Linked DNA regions of Mus musculus: region 2 is linked to region 1. The links are chromatin loops, found by intact Hi-C in ENCODE. Cell type or tissue: left cerebral cortex. All regions are shown on one strand. Each heading gives the region's core, and the rest is flanking DNA. Links, peaks and the distances in the headings are about the cores only.

The links. Peaks named below come from ENCODE experiments on the same cell type or tissue, not always from the same donor. Only the 100,000 strongest peaks of a DNase experiment are listed, where the experiment ranks them.
Region 2: a loop joins it to region 1, with 2.7 times the contacts of the local background. A loop is called at or near these places in 21 of 42 quality-filtered maps.

The regions. Positions count from the first base shown.
Region 1 is chr7:139,126,291-139,136,092 of GRCm38, forward strand. The region is part of intron 2 of Stk32c (serine/threonine kinase 32C); the gene reads right to left. Among named protein-coding and RNA genes, the nearest start is that of Dpysl4, 45 kb to the left of the region's middle. In left cerebral cortex, for the core only: a CTCF peak has its summit at 4,448; DNase peaks (open chromatin) are centred at 3,147, 4,250 and 7,368; H3K27ac peaks cover 1,081 bases.
Region 2 is chr7:139,184,664-139,194,465 of GRCm38, forward strand. Stk32c (serine/threonine kinase 32C) reads right to left here and starts at 3,831. Exons shown (of 12, transcript NM_021302.3): 1 at 3,436-3,831. The coding sequence starts at 3,700. In left cerebral cortex, for the core only: CTCF peaks have their summits at 4,329 and 7,155 (motif pointing left); DNase peaks (open chromatin) are centred at 1,703, 1,996, 3,227, 3,414 and 4 more places; H3K4me3 peaks cover 3,216 bases; H3K27ac peaks cover 3,270 bases.

The sequences.
Region 1 (9,802 bases), core at 857-8,856:
GCACTGGCCTCAGATCAAATCTCTGGATCCACCCTGAAGGAATTCACATTCCTTTTCCTGAGAATGCACACATGATAAAAGGTCTCTAGGTCACCGTAACGCAAGCTGACTTTAACCTCCTGGCACAGCTCCATAAGCATAATGACTGCCACACAACCACTGAAGTCACCGACAGGACTTTTAATGGCATGCAACAAGTCTGGGAAAGCAAGCAAGAGCACTAAGCTATGCAGCATAAACAGCAGAGTGATACGCTCAGCAAGAGCACTAAGCTATGCAGCATAAACAACAGATTGATACCCTCAGCCTGCACTGAAGGTAGAAGTGAGCCATGGGATGAAGGCAGCTGGGATGGAGAAGCTGCACAGACTCTTCTTGGCTATGGTTTCTGTCACACGACTGTGCAGTTCTGGTGACAGCTGGTGGCTCTTCTGTGGACCCTGCTCTACGGCAGTGACGTTAGGGCTGCCTGGCACTCCGGCCTTCAGGGTCTGTGGATGAACTGACTGAGCAGCTTCTCCGTTCTGAGCCCTCCTACATAGTCCCCCGTCATCCAGAGACACAACCTCTGTATCCACAGATGCAGTTTCCAAGGCAACACTGCACACTTAGTACCTTGCCCACAGACGTTGTAAGCCCAAGGGAGTTGAGCCTGAGACACGATGCCAACAGAGTATGGAGGGGGACATCCGAGTGCCTCTAGGAGTCCATCTACCTCAGCCTAAAGCCACCAGTGACACAAAAACAGCCAAGTCCCCATGCAGGTCACAAGGATCCTTGTAAAACTCCCCTGGAAACTTCCTCTGCTAGATCTGATGCCCCAGGAAGATGGACCAGATCCTGCCTCCAGGGACCATGCTCCTGTGCCCCAGTCTCAGCGCTATACTGCCCTTTGAGGGGGCAGACCTGTAAGAGCAGGTGTGGGGTTGCAGGACCCATATGGAACATTCATTTAGAGAATGGTTCTTGTGTCTGAGGGTGGGTTGTGGCAAAGAACCTTCTTGAATCTTTCTTTTCACATCGAAAAGTCAAGTGGTGCTTTTACTCGGCCAATAGAGCAATTGTCTAACATGCACAAAGTCCTGGTCCAATCCCTAGCATTGCATAACACTGGATGTGGCATTCCTGTTATCCCGGCACTGAGAAAATGAAGGCAGAGATTTAATGTCATCCTTAGTTACACAGCAAGTTCAAGGCTAGCCTAGGCTGCACAAGACTAAAACACAAGAAAAGAGGCAGGAAGGGGAAAAGGGAAAAGGTAGACAGAGAAGGGAGAAGGAAGAGGAAAGAAGGAGGGAGGAAAAGAGGGAGGGAGAGAGAAAATGAGAGAGAATGAAAGAGAGAGAGAGGGGGGAGAGGGAGAGGGCGAGGGAGACACACACACACACACAGAGAGAGAGAGAGAGAGAGAGAGAGAGAGAGAAAGAGAGAGAGAGAGAAAGGGTGAGAAAGCTCAAAGGTTTTGTCCAAGAAGACTCCCTAGCTGGCTGTCCAGGATATAAGATACAAACCCATGGTCTCCCAAGAGGGCTTCATACAGCCAAGTTTAACCTGCCTTTCTGTGTCCCTGTAGGTGTTCCATGAACTATCAAACTAAGTCAATCACCCAGAAATCAAGCTGACAAAAAGAAGGTGAAAATCTCGGCTAGCGGGCAACTATGCCAATGAGCGCGAATAAGCACAGCCGCAGCTCAAGCCAAATCCTTCTGCACCCTGCAAGTGCTCTCAGGACTTCAGAGCCTGCCGAGGGCTGCTGGCTCCTTCTCTACCCTCTTCTCTGCAGAGAAGGAGCCAGCTGCCCTCTCGCTAGACGATTCAAATGTCCTGGAGGAAAGCTGCAGGAGGGGTCAATGGGCAACAGGTAGAACTGACTCAAAGGCTCCTGGCCAGGGTCCAGAATAAAAGAAAAACCTTGGAATGCCTCAACAACCCTTCATTAGCATCTGGCCACTTCTCAGAGTCCGCCCATCCCAAAACCAGCACTGGCACAAGCCAAGTCTCGCACAGGCCACGGCGATCCCTGCAAAACTGCCTGGCTCTCAGACTAGTTGGTTCTCCTGGGCTTTCTGAACCTGGATGGACCTTGACACCAACCCCACTCCATGATTCTAACTGTCCAGCTGCAGAGAAGGACCAGCAGATGTGCCCAGAATGAATTCATAGGCTGGAATGGGGTAGCCGCTGTGCAGCTCAGCTCAATCTAAAACAGGTGGTCGGGCCAAGCCAGCCACTGTTGGCTGTTGTACAACATCCGTCCACTCAGGAGCCCTGCCCACAGGTCAAGCATGGAGTTGTGACTGAGCACAGTGACATCAAGATTATTGAAGGGGTTAAAACTATGCCACACTGGCACACTGACTATGTCGAATTAGAAGTGCTTGTATGAACAGGCATAAGCCAGTAGCTGACCATCCTGTCTCCTAAGAGCAAGAGCTGAAATTCCTTCCCTAAACTGAAAGGGAAGCAACATCCTCACTCAGAACCCGAGAGCAGACTAAGAGAACTGTGTAGACAGCACTTGTATGTTCCTGTTTAATCCTCCTACCTGCATCTGGTTGCTTCTTTACAGGTCAGTAGCTATGTGATGCCGGTAGCTTTCGGTCAGACCACCTAGACAGCTCACTGTCTTGCACACTGCCCAAGTAGTGACCCTCACCTCCACCACCTGCAGCCTTTCTTGGTCTCAGCTCTATCCAGAGGTCCTGTGCTTTCATGGGGTCCCTCCCCTTGGCACATGGGTCAGGTCAGTAGAACCCACTATCTCCTGGGCAGCAGGGAATTTCATTTTGGGGACAGCACCTGTAGAGGAGCTTATGACATCTCTGGCTTAGGGCGTCTTTAAAAGAAGATTGTGACTCAGACCTTCCAGGCACCAGCAACCACCAAGGAGGCCCAGGAACCTCGCCTTCCTGTCTTCTGTTTCTCTGCTGGTAACAGGAGTCCCTGCAGGAGGCATGGCCTTCAGGCACAGATGCAAGGGCTGGGTGCTCATTTGTCATCTCAGTCCTCTGCAGTGTGATGCTTTGCTGGGTTTCCTATCGAGACTGCTAAGCCAGGACGCCAGACCCCTATCCTGCCAGCCTTAGACATGGCTCTCTGGCCTAGATCTTGCAGCCCCAGCTTTCTGGTCACGAGATTGGCTGCAGATTGGATCCAGTTGGAGCAGAGAAATGGAAGGAGCCTTGTGCTTCATCTCTAAGCTGGAGGTGTCCCTCCCTGCCTCAGGCTTCCTTACAGCTGCCCCCAAAGCTTCTGCACCAAAACATTTTTAGGTGTTGTATGCACCCTGCCACCCTCTTGTGTACCTGGAACCCATCCTGAGACATTCTGGAAAGCTTGGGGGGGTGGTTCTGTGATCACAGAGGAACCTGTGAAGATAGTCATGTTGCCCCTGGAGACACCTGCCTGGGTCTGAGGTGTCCCTGGGGTCCCCTCTCTGAGACTCACGCTTCCCTCACTTTCTCCAGTTTTCCAGGGTGGTGGTATAGGGTGCAGACAGGAGACAAAGCAGCTGCAGTTCATTTAGCATAGGCTGCTAGGAAGCCCTTCTGCTGGCTTGTGAGGGATGGCTCGTGTGGACTGTGACTAGAGGGTAGAGAGTGCTGGAGGACATGACCCAGTCATTCACCACAGGTCCTCAGTGGTCTGCTCCAGTGAGTGGATGACACAGATCACTTTGCCCAATTCCACGAATGTGACAGGAAGAGTGGGAGGCAGGGGTGGGGGCTGCTGAGACATTAAGCGTGTGAACAGAGGACTCCTGAAGGTAGGAAAAGGCCACGTCTGCTCCAAGACTAAGCTAGCAGGAGGTTGGGAGGTCAAAGCAGGCAATGACGGGGAAGGCACCAACGGCCAAGTGTTGAGCCTCAGATTTTTTTCCCCTGAGCTAGCTACAATCCTTCCTCAAATTATTATTTTAAAAGCCTATTGAAAATTTCAGAATGAAAATACATGTCAGCCTCAGCAGGCCACCCAGCCTACCTGGTCCTGTATCCAGGCCCTTCTCTGACTGACGATTCATTCTGCTCCCAGTGAGCAGAATTATGGGGCTGTCGGTCACAGGCCTGGCCAGTCAGAACATGGGCTGGGGGCCTTCTCTTGCAAATACACCTTCACTCTGAGCAGGAGGCAGAGAAGGCCAATTACTTCTGAGGCAGAAGTGAGCAGCCTGGCAAACTCCCCAAGGGAGGCCCCCCTTTGTGGGCGGGGGAGGGAGGCGTCTCTGCCTAGCAGGCGCAGAGCCCTAGGTGATTCTGTCCCTTGTGTGGCTCCCCTATAAAAACTGCCTGCATAATTCCCCGCCCTCCTGAGGTCAGTTGTGCACGCCCACACACACGCCACAGGCCTTGTCTCCAGGATCTCTAGGGGAAAAAAAAAAACCTTCCATAACTCAGTGCAGATACCCCACAGCCATTGCCAAGGAGACTCTATAATTTTCCCACTACAATGAACCACTAGGAGCTGCTACTAGCTACAGAGCCACAGAGAAACAAAGGGAGCAGCAGGCAGATGTGGGGTTCCTGGGTTGTTGCATTGCGTTCTTGATCCCTACGTCTAACGTTAGCCCAGTTACGGTGATGGTCTCCAAGAACAGGACCAAGCTGACAGCCTGGAGATCATGGGTGGACCCTAAATCAATGCCAGATGTCCTCACAGAAGACGGGAATAAAAGTATAGGAAGGAATAAGGAACAAGGTCACATGGAGAGGGGATGGATATGAAGATACTGATCCTGGCCACAGTGGCAGACAGCCACAAGCCAACGATTGCTAAAGATCATGAAGACTGCTGCAGCCTGCAGGAGCCAGAGTCCAAGAGCCTCAAAATGCCTTTCTCGCTCAGCTGCAGGAACAGCCAGCCCTGTTCCCACATCAGACCTCAGTCTCTAAAGAGTACAAGGAGGTGGCTGTTTGGAGTTGGCATGTGGTGGGTCATTGTTGTGGTCCCAAGAAGTCAAATGGCATGCCATCCCGAGCACATCTATCATGGATACACAGGCGCCCTGAGGAGCAGAGACCTTGGCCTAACCCTGTACTACATCCTCACCTGGACATCTTCTCTCTCTCTCTCTCCTCTCTCCCAATCTGACTCATAGTCCTTCTCCTTAGTCATCCTAACCTTCACCATCTTCCCACCCAGGCTGGCTTGGTCATGTCACTGCCGAGCTCTGGACTCTGGACACACCCACAGCTACAAGGGACAGAGCTGAGTTTCAACTAACGAACAGGTCAGCTGCAAAAGCCTGGCTCTGCTGGCCTCCAACGCCAGCGCCCTCAGAGAGGCTCCAAGAAGGGGGTTTATGCTGCCCTGATTTGAGAGGCAGGTCTGAGAGAGCAACGCTTTGAGACGGGTCTTTTCTACCTAAGCCTTAGCCACAGGTCCCAATGCACTGTCTCCCCAAAGGAAGTTGGTCGGGGCTTTCTGGGCCACTTCCTCAGTAATCCACTTACAAAGAGGAAGTGGGATCAGATCTCAGAGGAGTTGAGCCCTGCTGCTCCTGGTCTGCAGGGCACCCTTCAAATTGCCACTGCTCAGCCTGGCGTAAGCTGGTGGCTAATGGCGGTGTAAGTGCCATTCTAATTGAGTGCTGTTTACACATCGTGCAGACTTAAGTGATTCACCACAAGCTCTTTTTCTTTCCAAGTCATTTTTCTTTTGTTCCCCAGAAGGCAAAGAGCTGACAACAGGTACTCAAAGCCCCTGAATACCATAATGAACGTACCTCCCGCGAGTAGCGGAGCCTAGGGAAGGCAAACCTGGACCACAGGGCACCAGGGAAGGACCCTGCCTTCCCCAGGACTCTTTTGGTGGGCAGTGCCAGAAGCACAAAAACCAAAACCAAAACAAAACAAAAACCAGAAACAAAACTACATGATGGGGTCTGGAGGAGTATGTGGCTGCCAGAGAGTTGACCTTGGGAGAGGGTTGCCTGGGTAATGTACAATAAGAACAGTGTCCCTGAACAGAGAGCGAGGTGACTCAAGCAGAAGCACAGCAGAGCAAAGGATAGAGCAGAGAAGGATGCTCAGACCACTCGCAGGTGTCCCTGACAGAGCAGCAGAGACCACGCTAGAATCCTGCTTCTCTCGAGAGGTTGTGACTCCCGTGCCGAGCCCCTGCCTGGATCAGCACCCGCACTTCCCTAGTGAGATAATGTGGCCTGCACCTGCCCTCCATCTAGACCATCTCCCTCAACTCTATGTCTACTTCCGACTCTCCCTTACTGTCCCCTAACCTCTGTCCCTCAGAGACTTACTTCAGGGGAATATTTGTCCTTGAGGAGGTACCACTGCGTCATGTGATGAGGAGAGGGACACACGCAAAGAGGAGAGGAGCAGGTGGGACAAAGACTTGGTTTTCTCGGCTCTAAGCACTGCTCTCTGGGCAGCAGTTGGTGAAACTAAAGCTTCGGATGTCCCAGTGTGTCAGTCACTTCTCATCACTCTAACGGGTTACCTGACAGAAGCAGCTCCAGGACTGAAAGATTTGTTTCGGCTCAGAGATTAATAAGGCACGGTTCATTATGGTGGGGAAGGTAGGACAGAGGCCATGGTAGCAGACACCTAGGCCGGGGACTCCCATATCCTATAGGATCAAGTAGCATGATGAATGCTGGTCCTTGGCTCTTTTTCTCCTTTTCCTCGCCTTTTCTTTAGTCTGCATCTCCAGCCCATGGGATGTCGCTGTGCCCATTGCAAGTGGGTTTTCCCTGCACACCCAGGGGTTGTCTCATAAGCACGACAGCAATATGGGGAGAGACAAACAGGCCAGGGGAACAGAACAGAAAAATCATGAAACAGACCAAACTGCACAAAGATACTTCTTTTGCCATTACAGCGGCTTCTCAGACTTAAGAATTTTTAATAAGTGACGTTATCAACATCAACCAAGTTGTCGCATGAAAAGTTGATCCTGGCCTGACACTACAAGCCAGAATGAGCTCCGGGTTATGCTTTTTATCCTGACACCTAAAACCTGGAAGCAACAGAAGAAAACATGAAGATGTCTCGGAATGGAAGTACGGACAAAGTTCTGCAGCTCTGAAATCCAAAAACAACTTGGAAAGTGATTGACTAAACAAAATAGCTGCATAAAAGAAAATAATATGCATAGGAAAAGGTGTATAAACAAACTTGGTAGACAGACAGAAAATATTTGCAACTTAAGGACAGAAATAAAGGTTGTTATTCCTAATAGACATTGCACTCTAGAAACAAACAGAAATACCAACTAAAGAGATAAATAAAAATAATAAAATAGGCAAGTTAGACTACCACAAGAGAAGTGCAAGGCCAGGCTAGCCGAGTTGCTGTGCCTTGTCTGTTAGGCTGGCAAAACTCCAAGCATCTGGCAGCACGCCCTATGGCAGATGCCCCATGGAAAACAATGGTGACACCCCATGCAGGGGGACTTGGCAATCTCTAGCACAAGTCATGTTCCCCACCCTCCAGCCCACACACTCCACTTCTAGGAACTAACCCCAAGGCATACTGCAGAAGCATGCAGGCATGGCTAAAGCAGGAGACATGAGGACAGCGGGACTTGTTGGCACACCTTTAATCATAACAACAAATCACAACATGATGGCTGGCAAAATGATGTCCTCTAGAGACACACATGACCGAATTCTGGAATCTGTAGATATGCATGGAAAAGGGACTTTGCAGCTGTGATGTTGACTTTAAGAGGAGGACATCATCCTGGACTGAGGGCATCGGATGCTGCCCTATGGTCCTTAAAGACAGTGATGGAGGCGGGGGCGAGGGGGGGCAAGTCAGAGAGGAAACACAAGACAGAAACAAGAGGCCTGAGACCTCTAGACCTGGGAGGCAGATCTGAGATGAACTCTACGCCAGAGTGTCCAGAAAGAATGCAATCCAGCCCACACCAGGCTGCAATAGACAAGTGGTAAGCAGTCCTGGATAGCCGCTGACAAAGTTAGATGCACACGGGTCTCAGGCAGAAGTATGGCTCTCTGATGACGAAGCCTTGCTTCGGTCACAGATGATCTGATAAAGACTATGCAGAGATGGAGAAGAGCTCACAGAATAGGGTCCCTCAGGACAAAGCAGCCTGGGCCTCAATCAAATCACACGGCAGGGGAAGGAGGGGCAGAGACAGAGCAAGGGGACCCAACCACTCCTGTACGGCCTCACTGTCAACCTGACTCAGAGCAGTAGCAATAATAACAGCCACAAGGCCACCAGGAAAGCCCTGAATCTGACTAGTGCTCATATGACCACACTGTCGACTATTTTAGGTGTGGAAAAGTTCTGTAGCCATGTTTGAGGCAACCATCCTTGTGTTTTGAAGACAACAACTGAAGCACAAAGAGGTGGACTGCTTTCTGTGATTCAGTTTAATTCAAGAGAAGGACAAGGAAGAGACTTGGCTTTCACAGGGTGGTCAGGCACATAGTAGGCCATTGTAGGTCTTCCCTCTGTTTTTGAGCTGTGGACTTCAGTGGCTCAGGATGAACTGAAAGCTGCCGTTCACAGTGGTCAGTGGAGGGGTGCACTCAGCACTAGCACTGGGCTCTGCTCTGTGAGGGCCTGGAACCCCAGACTTAGGATAGGACAGCGTTCCCTGGTAAGGGTCAACACTTGCCCTGTTGTCCAAGACGTAGAAACTTGTGAAGTATCGCAAGGCATGAGGCTCCCACAGAGGGTGACACACAGATCAGCTGATGACTCAGGACAGAGGTGTCTTTGGAGTGTACAGGTAGAGAAGGGAGCAAGGTGCATGGTGAGCAGACGTCACGCAAGGCAGTCAAAGCCTCCTACGAAGCCTAAGCATGGCCTGTATCTTGGACAGCCTTGTCCGCCAGCCCCATGTGCTTCACCAGCAAGGGGAGCTCCTCCAAGTCCAACAAGCTGGGGGCAGCCATCCTGCTCCTGGCTGTCAGCAGGACCACCCTCAGCTGAACACCCTTGCTGGGTCCTCCCAAGTCAAAGCCACCCAGGGATCAAGGATGCCAGGGAGATGACAGGTGGCCTTCCTACGCCTATGCAGGGAAGAAAGCAAGAGCTCTCCACCCAAGTCTGTTGCAAGGGAAACAGCTATTTTTAAGGCACCAGCGCTGCCTGGGTGACCCTGAGAGGCAAGCCTGGCACATTCACATCGTGTTTTGGCCCACTTAGGAACATGTGATAAATGCTCTGCTGCATGGTGGCTCTGTGGGGCGGTGGCCAGCAGGCTTTCTTTATCCTATGGTGGCAGCAGAGCCAAGTCCAGAACAAGCTGTTAGAAGAGGGACTTGCAACAGGCTCCTGATGCCCAAGACCACAGCATCCCTAGATCCCATGGCACCCTTGGTGCCCACAGTACCGTAGTTCATGTGACACTCCTGGACCCCATAAGACTCAGAGTGTAGCTGCTCTCTGGAGAACTAAGCCCCTCCCCTTGATAAGCCTCCTGCAGCTGCCACTGCCTCACCTCCTGACCTTCAGGACTTTTGAGGAAGCACTGTAGCTATGCTCAGGACTCCTGTAGTGTTTCTTTCACCTCCAGTCCTGGAAGGGGTAGATTTCTATTTGATCTTCAGCATTTTCCCCTCTTCAAAGCCACCCTAGCCAGCAGCCCTGACTCATGGAGAAAGGCTACTGAAGGAGAATCACTCTGTGTGGGCAGGCACAGGGAGCCTCCTAGGGTGAGGACAGGGCCCAGATGGCTTCTGCAGAGGTCTGTGCTTTGGGGCCCACAGAAGGGAAGTTCAAAAGACATCAGGCAGACTGAGTGTCCCAAGGCCACTTCTCAGGCAGAAAAGTTCACAGTTCACTCAAAATTTACACCCCAGAGTCAG
Region 2 (9,802 bases), core at 1,251-9,250, 59 kb after region 1:
AAGTCTGCTGTCTCTCACTCTCCATTTCCATCCAAGTGAGCCAGTCCTGGACACCTGTTGTGACATAGCTATGACATTCCTCGAAATTCATCCTAAGGTGACAGGGCCAGAGATGTGCACGCAGACACTCACAGCCATGTAGTTTATATTTCAAAAAAATGTCCACCAGTTGGAAATTAAGTAAACAGGGCAACGACAGCTACACAGAGGAAAGAAGAGCTGGTTGTTCCTCAGAGTCACAGGGATGTAGACAAGAGATGCCTAACCTCACCCAGGGCCAATCCACCTCCACAAGCTGAACCTCAGCTTTTTCCAGGAAGGGACTTGGTGTCCTTCAAGAGTGTCCACTGAATGTGATACGCCACCCGGGCAAAGAGCTGCTGACAAGAATCTAGCAGCCAACTGATGCTTCGGACCTCTCCGATGTTGGTGGCATGTTGATAAATTAAAAAGCAGGTTACAGCAAAACGGTGTGTATTGAGTGTTCCCGTTTCTGTACAAAAGGGGAGGGGGAAGGGGTCTCTACACAGCTGTAGGTGTGACTGCATTCCTAGGTCCCTGGAAGAAAGCCTGGGGGTCAGCAAACACCAGGCATTCACCTGGAGACCTCACCAGGATGAGCATGCATGTTGGCATAAAGAATAACTTCTTTTTCAAAGGTATACATTGTGATGCACTTTTAATTAGAAAAAAAAAGGGGGGGTTTAAATTTTCTTTTTTAAACAGTGTTTTAAATGTCCGGGTTCCTGTCCTGCACTGTGCTCCCCAACTTACCACCCTGGAGAGGCACCCTCACTCATTTCCAGGATCCAGGATGGGAGCAAGCCTTCTCAGCTATCAGGTCCTCCCTCCTGTTAAGGGGACACCACAGTGGGTCTGAGATGGCAAGCTCTGGACTGCTAGGATGGACCAATGTCTCAGCAGGTTACCCTAGTGTGAAGGCGCTGCAAAGCCCTCGGTATCTCAGGAGCACCAAGGCAATGTTAGGAGGCTCTTCTTCTAGTATAAACCAGAGCACAGAGCCAAGGAAACAGAGCCCTTGCTTGAAACGAGAAAGGAAAGGAATTCTTCTCTTGCCCCAAGTATCAGCCAGGGAGGAACAGCACTCTGGGTTCCAGGAGGACTAATAGAAACAGAGGCCATTTAAGATCTTATTTGGGACAACTATACTCTTCAGTCGCAATTTACCTGCTACTTTGTTAAAATGCCCTCCTATTTTCTTCCTTTTTCCCCCTTTGCTGAGCAAATTTGATATATTAATTAGGTGTTTTAATCTAAAAAAAAAAATCATCAGAAGGTCTCACATTACCATGGCAACTGTACAGTTCCAGTACTTGCAAGCCACCAGCACAGCACGGCTGCCTCTTAGGCCCCACTACATCAGGAGAAGGGGGTGACTTGTGTCCCCTGAAACCCAGGAGTCCAGGCCCTAGTCCCTCTCTGAAGGCTGCTCTTCTGCCCCAGCTGCACTCATTCTATGTAAATGAATCTTAACACCGCCACTCAAGGCACTGGCATGGAAGGAAACACGACACCATGACTCTATGTGCACCCTGCTAATGACACGGATAAGAGGAGCCAAGTGGTTACCCACCCAGAGAGCATTCTCAGCCGCCAGGCCCAGGACTCCACTTGGTCACTCAAACTCACCAAAACCTAGTTAAGTTCTCAAGGTATGCCAATCCAGAGCCACACAGCCAATGATGAGCATCCCCTAATGACACGTCGTAAAAAACAGGTCTGGTGAGCCACGTCAGCAGCTCAGCTCACGTAAGCCCAGAACAGTTAGTGCCCTCTGTCACTCAACTACGAGCAACTAAGGAGGTGGGTTCTCAGGTGACAGAGAGCACCACACTGGCCTTGCCCCAATGCCCCTCGGAGAACCCTTGAGTTCCAAGGCAACACACTGTGAGGAAGAAAACATGGACGTAGACCAACGCCCCCAGCCCCTGTGCTACATCACTTTCTGTTTCCACCCTGCTGCCTTGGAGACATGATTCAGAGACGTGGAAGGATGGCCAGCCCTTAGCTGGCACCAGCGAGTACTGAAAGCAAATGTGTTTTCCAGACCTCTCATCTTGTAGCCAGAAACCCAATGCAAACCAGTTTCCTGCTCGGCTCCTTCTCGCAACTGGGCAGTTTTATTGGTTGTTTTTGGTTGGTTGGTTGGTTAGTTGGTTGGTTGGTTGGTTTTTAACTCTGAGTACTGATGTTGAAAATAAAAGTCTAACATGTGAGTCCTGTTGTCCCCAAGTTCAGAGCACAGTGACCGGCCACCTCAGAACACAATGTACCTGATGCAGATGGACCTGAATGCCCCTCCCCTGCTGACCATACTCAGCAGAGGCCTGGAACTCACTGGCCTGGCCTCATGCCTCCCGTTTCCAATAGGAACGCCAGCATGTAGCCTCATGTGCTCTCCAACACTGGCCTGAGTTCTGATTATTGTAATTTCCTAAATGCTTAAATTATTTATTGGAAATAAGTAGCTTGGGCTCCTATGCTGAACTGTGTTCTAAAATTATAAAAATCCATCATATCTCTGTAGGCTGCCTACAAATGAAAATGCATATTTTAACTATTTTAAGAAAATGTCAAAAAACATCAAATGTGTCATGACTGTACCATTTAAAATTATCCGCATGGCATCTGTAGGGAAAAGCTATAAGTTACATGTGAAGCCATCCCAGTTCTCCCAAAGCTGTATCCAGCAGGTGCTAAGTCAAGGGTCCTTGTACCTAGCAGGGCTCCAGCTGCTGGGCTTGCAGGGCCAAATGCCTGGCACCTCCCCGCCCCCCCGCCAGCTCCCCACCAGGTTACCCTGCTGCTACTCAAGAGACACTGGTCCTCCAGGTCAACTATCACTGCAGAAAGAACACGAGTTCCCCGAGGGCGGGTCTTTTCACAAAGACAAGGATGGATTGTGCAGCATAATCCGGTGAAGGTTCTGGGTTTGAAGGATGGAACACCTCAAACTGAAGGGCCCAAGCCCCTGTGCCACCTGTAGGGCAGCCACCTCTCTTCACAAACTGCACACCAAGCAAGAATCTCCTGGAATTAAAAGTAACCACGCAGCCTGCACACCACCCATAAAGGAAAATGAAAACGTGCGGTGCCGGTGCGCTTTAGTGGGCGGTGTCGCGCCTGAGCCTGGAGCCTCCACCATCACCGACTCTCACCTCGAAAGGCGAGCCAGAACCTCATCTACCCGCTGCGCTGTCACTGGAAACAGGACGCGCCATGGGGACTTCAGTCGTGGCCCAATAGTTTCCCCGGAAACGCAGACTCCCCAAGAAGTGGTCCCACCCAGGTGGCGACTTCGTCCCAACGCAGAGAAATGCCACCCCCGCGTCCGCCCTGAGACAGCGCGCGAGGTCTCCAGAGGCCCGGGTACCCGGCTGTCCCCGGGAGTCCCCAGTGGGCGGTTTCACTCACCGTCCTCCTTGTCGTCAAACACCGGCCTCCGCGCGCTGCCTGACGATATGGACGACATAGACATCCTCTTCTTCCACTTGCTCCACTGAAACAGGGGGCGCGGCTGCGCGCGGGCATCTCCGGCGTCCCGGGCCCGGGGCTGGCTAGCTGCCGGCGGCGGCAAGGCGGGGGACACATCGGAGCCCGCGGGGCGCGCACGACCGGGAGGCGGCGAACTGGGGGGCGCCGCGGCGCTGCTGCCCCTTCTCTCCGCCCCGCTCCTCATCGCCAGGCCTGGGTATGCGCAGCGGCCACAGCCCGGAACATGGCCCGCGCCCGACCCTGGGAGAGCAGAGCGCTAAGGGCCGGCAACGCCGGCCGTTCTCCTGGTATCTGCTCTGGCTCGCCAGGGCAGCCGACCCGCCCGCGGATTGCGAGCAGCGGGGCGGGGCCGGAGGGGTGGACTCAGGGTGGAGTCGGGAACCGGGGCGGGGCCAGGGCGGGGCTGGTATTAGATTCCGTGCGCAGCACACAGAGTGGGCTACCCGCGGAAAAGGGTCTAGTTCGCGGAGGCTCGACCCTTGCACCGAAAAGGCAACGGAGATAAAAGCGAGAGAGAACAGATGCTAGTCGCCTCCCTCCTATCTTGAAGTGCCCAAGAGGCCAGAAATGAGGACTCTTTCCTTCACAGGGCGGCGGAGACCTTTGGGGGCCCTGCAGGAATGTTGTGACTAGCGAGCAACCGGGAATCCTCTGGGCCTTCCAACCTCTGCTGTCTTCGTAGAAAAAGTCGATTGCAGATTTCTACCACTCTGTCTTTAGAAACCTCAAACTTTAGGCCGCGGTTTTGCGCTGTGAGCATAATGGGGGTCGAGAAGTATCTAAGCTGTGGTGGCAGCAGGGTGTTATCCCGCTCTGAGGCCACAGGCGGCAGGGGATCTGGACGCCTGAGGAGGGCGGGAGGAGGGCGGAGTCTGGCATGCAAGCCCCGCCCAGAGTGGACATTAAGACCCTTAACATACAGATGCTCTTGTTCAGAAACCTGGTTGTACTTTACCCTAGACTAGCTCCTCTGACCTCTCTTTGTATAGCTTATTGGGCAGCTAATAGAGTCCTCTAGTACAGCTTTGCGTCAAAGACCCGGGGAGGGACACAAGTCATCTAGGGCCTTGTGTCCTCACTAGGGTCTCCACTGCACATTGGGAAGCCTGGAACTCAGCTAAGCCTTCTGTCTCGCTCCTGCTCCTGCTCCTGCTCCTGCTCCTGCTCCTGCTCCTGCTCCTGCTCCTGCTCCTGCTCCTGCTCCTGCTCCTGCTCCTGCTCCTGCTCCTGCTCCTGCTCCTGCTCCTGCTCCTGCTCCTGCTCCTGCTCCTGCTCCTGCTCCTGCTCCTGCTCCTGCTCCTGCTGCTCCTGCTGCTCCTGCTGCTCCTGCTGCTCCTGCTGCTCCTGCTGCTCCTGCTGCTCCTGCTGCTCCTGCTGCTCCTGCTGCTCCTGCTGCTCCTGCTGCTCCTGCTGCTCCTGCTGCTCCTGCTGCTCCTGCTGCTCCTGCTGCTCCTGCTGCTCCTGCTGCTCCTGCTGCTCCTGCTGCTCCTGCTCCTGCTCCTGCTCCTGCTCCTCCTGCTCCTGCTCCTGCTCCTGCTCCTGCTCCTGCTCCTGCTCCTGCTCCTGCTCCTGTTCCTCCTGCTCCTGCTCCTGCTCCTGCTCCTGCTCCTGCTCCTGCTCCTGCTCCTGCTCCTGCTCCTGCTCCTGCTCCTGCTCCTCCTGCTCCTGCTCCTGCTCTTGCTCCTGCTCCTGCTGCTCCTGCTCCTGCTGCTCCTGCTCCTGCTCCTGCTGCTCCTGCTCCTGCTCCTGCTCCTGCTCCTGCTCCTGCTCCTGCTCCTGCTCCTGCTCCTGTTCCTCCTGCTCCTGCTCCTGCTCCTGCTCCTGCTGCTCCTGCTCCTGTTCCTCCTGCTCCTGCTCCTGCTCCTGCTCCTGCTCCTGCTCCTGCTCCTCCTGCTCCTGCTCCTGCTCCTGCTCCTGCTCCTGCTCCTGCTCCTGCTCCTGCTCCTGCTCCTGCTCCTGCTCCTGCTGCTCCTGCTCCTGCTCCTGCTCCATTCACAAGGTCGGGATGCTTGGCTTCCAGTGTCTAAGGACTTGTTACTGGGAACCCCTTTTTTGATTACTCAGTGGTCTGACTGTCAAAAGTATCTGCCTGCTTAAGTCCTGCCCTAAAACCTGGTCACAAAGATAGCCCTCCTCTCCAGCACCTGGAAGACCTGGAGTGTCCCTCCTTCTGTCCCTATGTGGATTATGGATGACCACAAGGCAGCAGGTTCCTCCCTGTCATGATTTCTTCCAGCCACCACAGATTCATCCCTCCCTACCTCCTTAAGAATTCAGTAAGGTCCCCAACCTGCTTGGCTGGAGAAAGCTAAGTACAGGAGTCCTGGGTCTTCTCTGGGCCACCATTTTAGGAGCTAGAATCCCACTGTTCTACATCTGGTCTTGGCTAAACAGGAGCCCTTTTTTCTTGGCAAGATAATGGATGGAGCTATCTGCTAACACAGGACAGAGCACAAGGAGCTTTGACTGTTTAGAGGTTGTGGGGGGACCTGCAGTGTAACATAGCTGGAAGTCAGCCTCCCTACCACGGGTCTCCATAGAGTCTCACGGTAAACTCTCCAAGGCAGAGATAGGGAGAGACATCCTGGCAGAGGCCTGCAGTTTTCTGCATGGTGCTCCATTCCGACCCATAGGCCTCCTGACACCTGCGAAATGGCCTGCTCCCAGCTTTCACTGTGTGGGAGAGAATGAAGGCCAGCCCACCCTGCACATCAGAATTCCCCAAGGGCCTTGACCCAAATAGTGGCAGCCTTTTCCTTCCAGACCTCTAAAAAGTCAGGAAATAAATAACATGCAGAGTTATGTCCTTCCTGCCCAACCCACCTCTGCTTCCTGAGACCAGCACAGGGAATAGAAGGAAGAAGAGTGTCCTAGACAAAATAACAAGAGGTAGAGGGACTGGGATAGCTTGGTTGGTAAAGTGCTTACCTGACATATAAGCATGAGTTCCATTCCCAGCACTCACAGAGAAGCCAGTCATGGACGAATGAGCCTGTAGTCCTAGCATAGGAAGATAAGAACAGGAGGATTTCTGGGCTTGCGGGCCAACCAGTCTAGCTGAATATGTGAGTTCCTGGATTAGTGCGAGACCTTGTCTCAAAAACCAAGTAAAGGGTGAATTAGAAGAAGCAGCAACATCGATGCCTCTGACTGTCCAGGTATTAAATGGTTAATTTTGAATGCCAACTTGATTGGGTTGAGAAATATCCAATTGGTATTTCCAGAGAGGATTGGCAAAGGGGAAAGGTTAACTCTGAACATGGGCCACACCGACCCAGAGGATGGAGTCCTGGGTGGGATAATGGGGAAGGGAGAAGAAGCACAGACATGCGGTCCCTGCGTACAGCTCACCAGGATGAGCAGCTCTGCCCACTGCTGTTCTACTTTCAGTCCGGTGTTGTGATAAGACACTGACCGAAAGCAACTTCGGAGAGGAATGGGATTCTTCTATAGTTTACAGATCACAGTCCACCCTCTAGGGAGTCCAGGGCAGGAACTTGAAGCAGAAAGCACAGGGGAGGGTTGGAGAGATGACTCAGTGGTTAAGAGCACTGACTGCTCTTCCTGAGGTCCTGAGTTCAATTCCCAGCAACCACATGGTGGCTCACAGCCATCCGTAATGAGATCTGGCGCCCTCTTCTGGGGTGTCTGAGAAAAGCACAGGGGAATGCTTCATACCTCACTCATAGGCTCTTGCTTACCTGGCTTTCTTATACCACCCATCTAGGGATGCTATTGATCCAACTATATCAATTAACAATCAAGACAAACCTCTACGGACACGCCTGCAAGCCAGTCTGATCCAGCAATTCCTCGACTCGGGGTCCCTTCTCAGGTGACTGTCAAGTTTAGAGTTAAAGCTAACTAGTACACTCAGGTATTTCTCACCTAGATAAAATGCCTGACTGAAAACTGGGAGATCCCTGCTTCTAGTCAAAGATCAGGGTCTAGAGATTCAGAGAACAGACAGTAAGAACGAAGCTAATGAAGAGCTCATAACAAGAGCAGAGACAGGAACTGCTATACCCAGATACATGCTACATCTAGCTCCCCACCAGTGAAGCTGGAGTCTGAGCCAACCATGATTAAAGGGGGAGCTAGAAGGCTAGTAGGGGGTTCCCAAGCTCCTCGATATTTTCAAGAGCCTCAACATAAACACCAAGTCCCAAACGGTACCTGGGTATTTTCAGCTCTGTCTCATATCTCCTCATCTAAATCAGGCGTATACCCCTCCCCTCCAATCCCACACATTTTCACTTTCAGCGGCTTCTGTTATCCTGGGTAAACTGCTGTCCAAAAACATTAGCTACAGAGTCTGAGAAGAGAGTCCAGTCAGTAATGTGCTCATAGCGCAAGCCCAAGGACCCAAGCTAGACCCCCCAACACTGATGTCAAAAGCAAAGAAGGGCATTGCACACTAGTAATGCAGCACAGAGGAGATGGGACAGGCTAGGGCTCAGCAAGCCTAGCTCAACCATCTCCTCACTGGAAGACCCCTCTCCATCATTAGAGTCACTGGGTAAGTAGCCCTGACTTTACTTCACACTGGCTCAAGGATGTGGACATATACCCAAGAGAAAGTATGACATCCTTCCTGGGAGTAAAAAAGGAAAATGCTTTCCTTACGAAGGAAATAAACAATCCTGCACTGAGATTGCTAAGATCGGTGGTTAAGAATAAATCTTGTCTGTGAAACTATGAAGAAATATGTGCTGGTTTTGTTGGCTCACCAAACTGCTAAACTTATACCGCAGTGTTTGACAAGATGGGAAAACCAGTGTGTGTGTGTGTGTGTGTGTGTGTGTGTGTGTGTGTGTGTGTGTGTACATGCTACCCTCTATTTAAGGCTCTTTTTGGATATACTAAAGCCTCTCTCCACCTGGGGCCCCAGCAGCTAGAATACAGGTTATCTGCTTCCAGGCTGTACGACCAAAATGAATACAAGGCAGAAACTTCCATTCCAAGGAAATACGAGGTCAAGGAATCACCAGGCCCAAGCAAGATGAAACCTGGTAGAGAGAGCACAGACCTCCCAAGATTCCTCTGCACTCCGTGCTCCACTATCCCAGCCTGGAGAGACCCCTGACGCCTCTGAGTGGCCTAGAGGTCCCTTTTCTCTGTCTTGAAGCGTAGCACACATTTTCAGTGTAACAATCACAGAAGCCCAGCAGCCTCCTCTCACTCTGTCCCGGATCTGTCCATCCCAGCCTGAGCTGGCAGCATTTCTGCTGACAGAACATTCTTTAAGGCCTCGTGAATCTCCTAGTTCCATCAGAAGAGCGCTCTGAAGACCTGGGCACCCGTCTCCACTCCTCATTCAGTTTCATCACCTCAGCAACCATCTAGATGTGGATTTCCTAATTTGAGCCACTTTTGTGACCTGGATAGGCCAGGAGGCTCCCAAGTGATGAAGTGCTAACTTGTTTCACTTAACAGATCTTATTTGTCTCTTCCTTTTCTTCCCTCCGCTTTTACAAAGGCTCAACACCTTTATACTGTGCTTGAAAATCTCATCTTCACACCCAAGGTTCTCACTCCATATTAGACTTTTCACCCAACAGCAGAACACTATTCCCTCCTGGTCTCTGCTGCGTTACCATGGGGAAGTGTTTCCTCCAACTTCTAGGAATGTTTTTCCTTCCATCCCCAAAACCTTCCTAGGCCACATCTCTAACCACCTCTTTCAGAACACTACACAAGCCCCTTCCAGATTATCAAGGAACACTTCTGTGCTGAAAGCCAGCTACATCCACAAAAGGCCTTTCCGGCCACTCTTACATTAGGGATCTATTAAGCTACATCCAGACAAGTGAGTACACACATCTAGCCCCTGCCCATTAAAGGATCGACTCTGTAAGGGATACAGAATATCTTGCAGTTCACACAGGGGTGTTGGATGGACATGGGTGAGACAACAATGTCACTCAACCGTGTATGGATGTCTTGGTTAATAGACACAGTCTTAGTTGTCGATTGAAAAGAAGATAATAAACAAATTTGAAGAAAATATTATATACTTAAAATCAACTCTTTAAGCTAATATAGCAGAGGTGGGAAGTTATAGGCAAGAGAAGAAAAAATGAGTGTGAAAAAAGAAGGAAGAAGAAGGACTTCAGAGAAAAAGGAATTTAAACACAATGTGAATAAAAGAATGGGGAAAGAGAACCCGTCATAAGCCTCTGAAGCAGAGCATGACAAGTGACATCAGAATAGACAAAATACATCATTGGTCTTTAAGAAATCTCAAAGGGTGGGCAAGATGCCTCAGCTGGTAAAAATGCTTGAC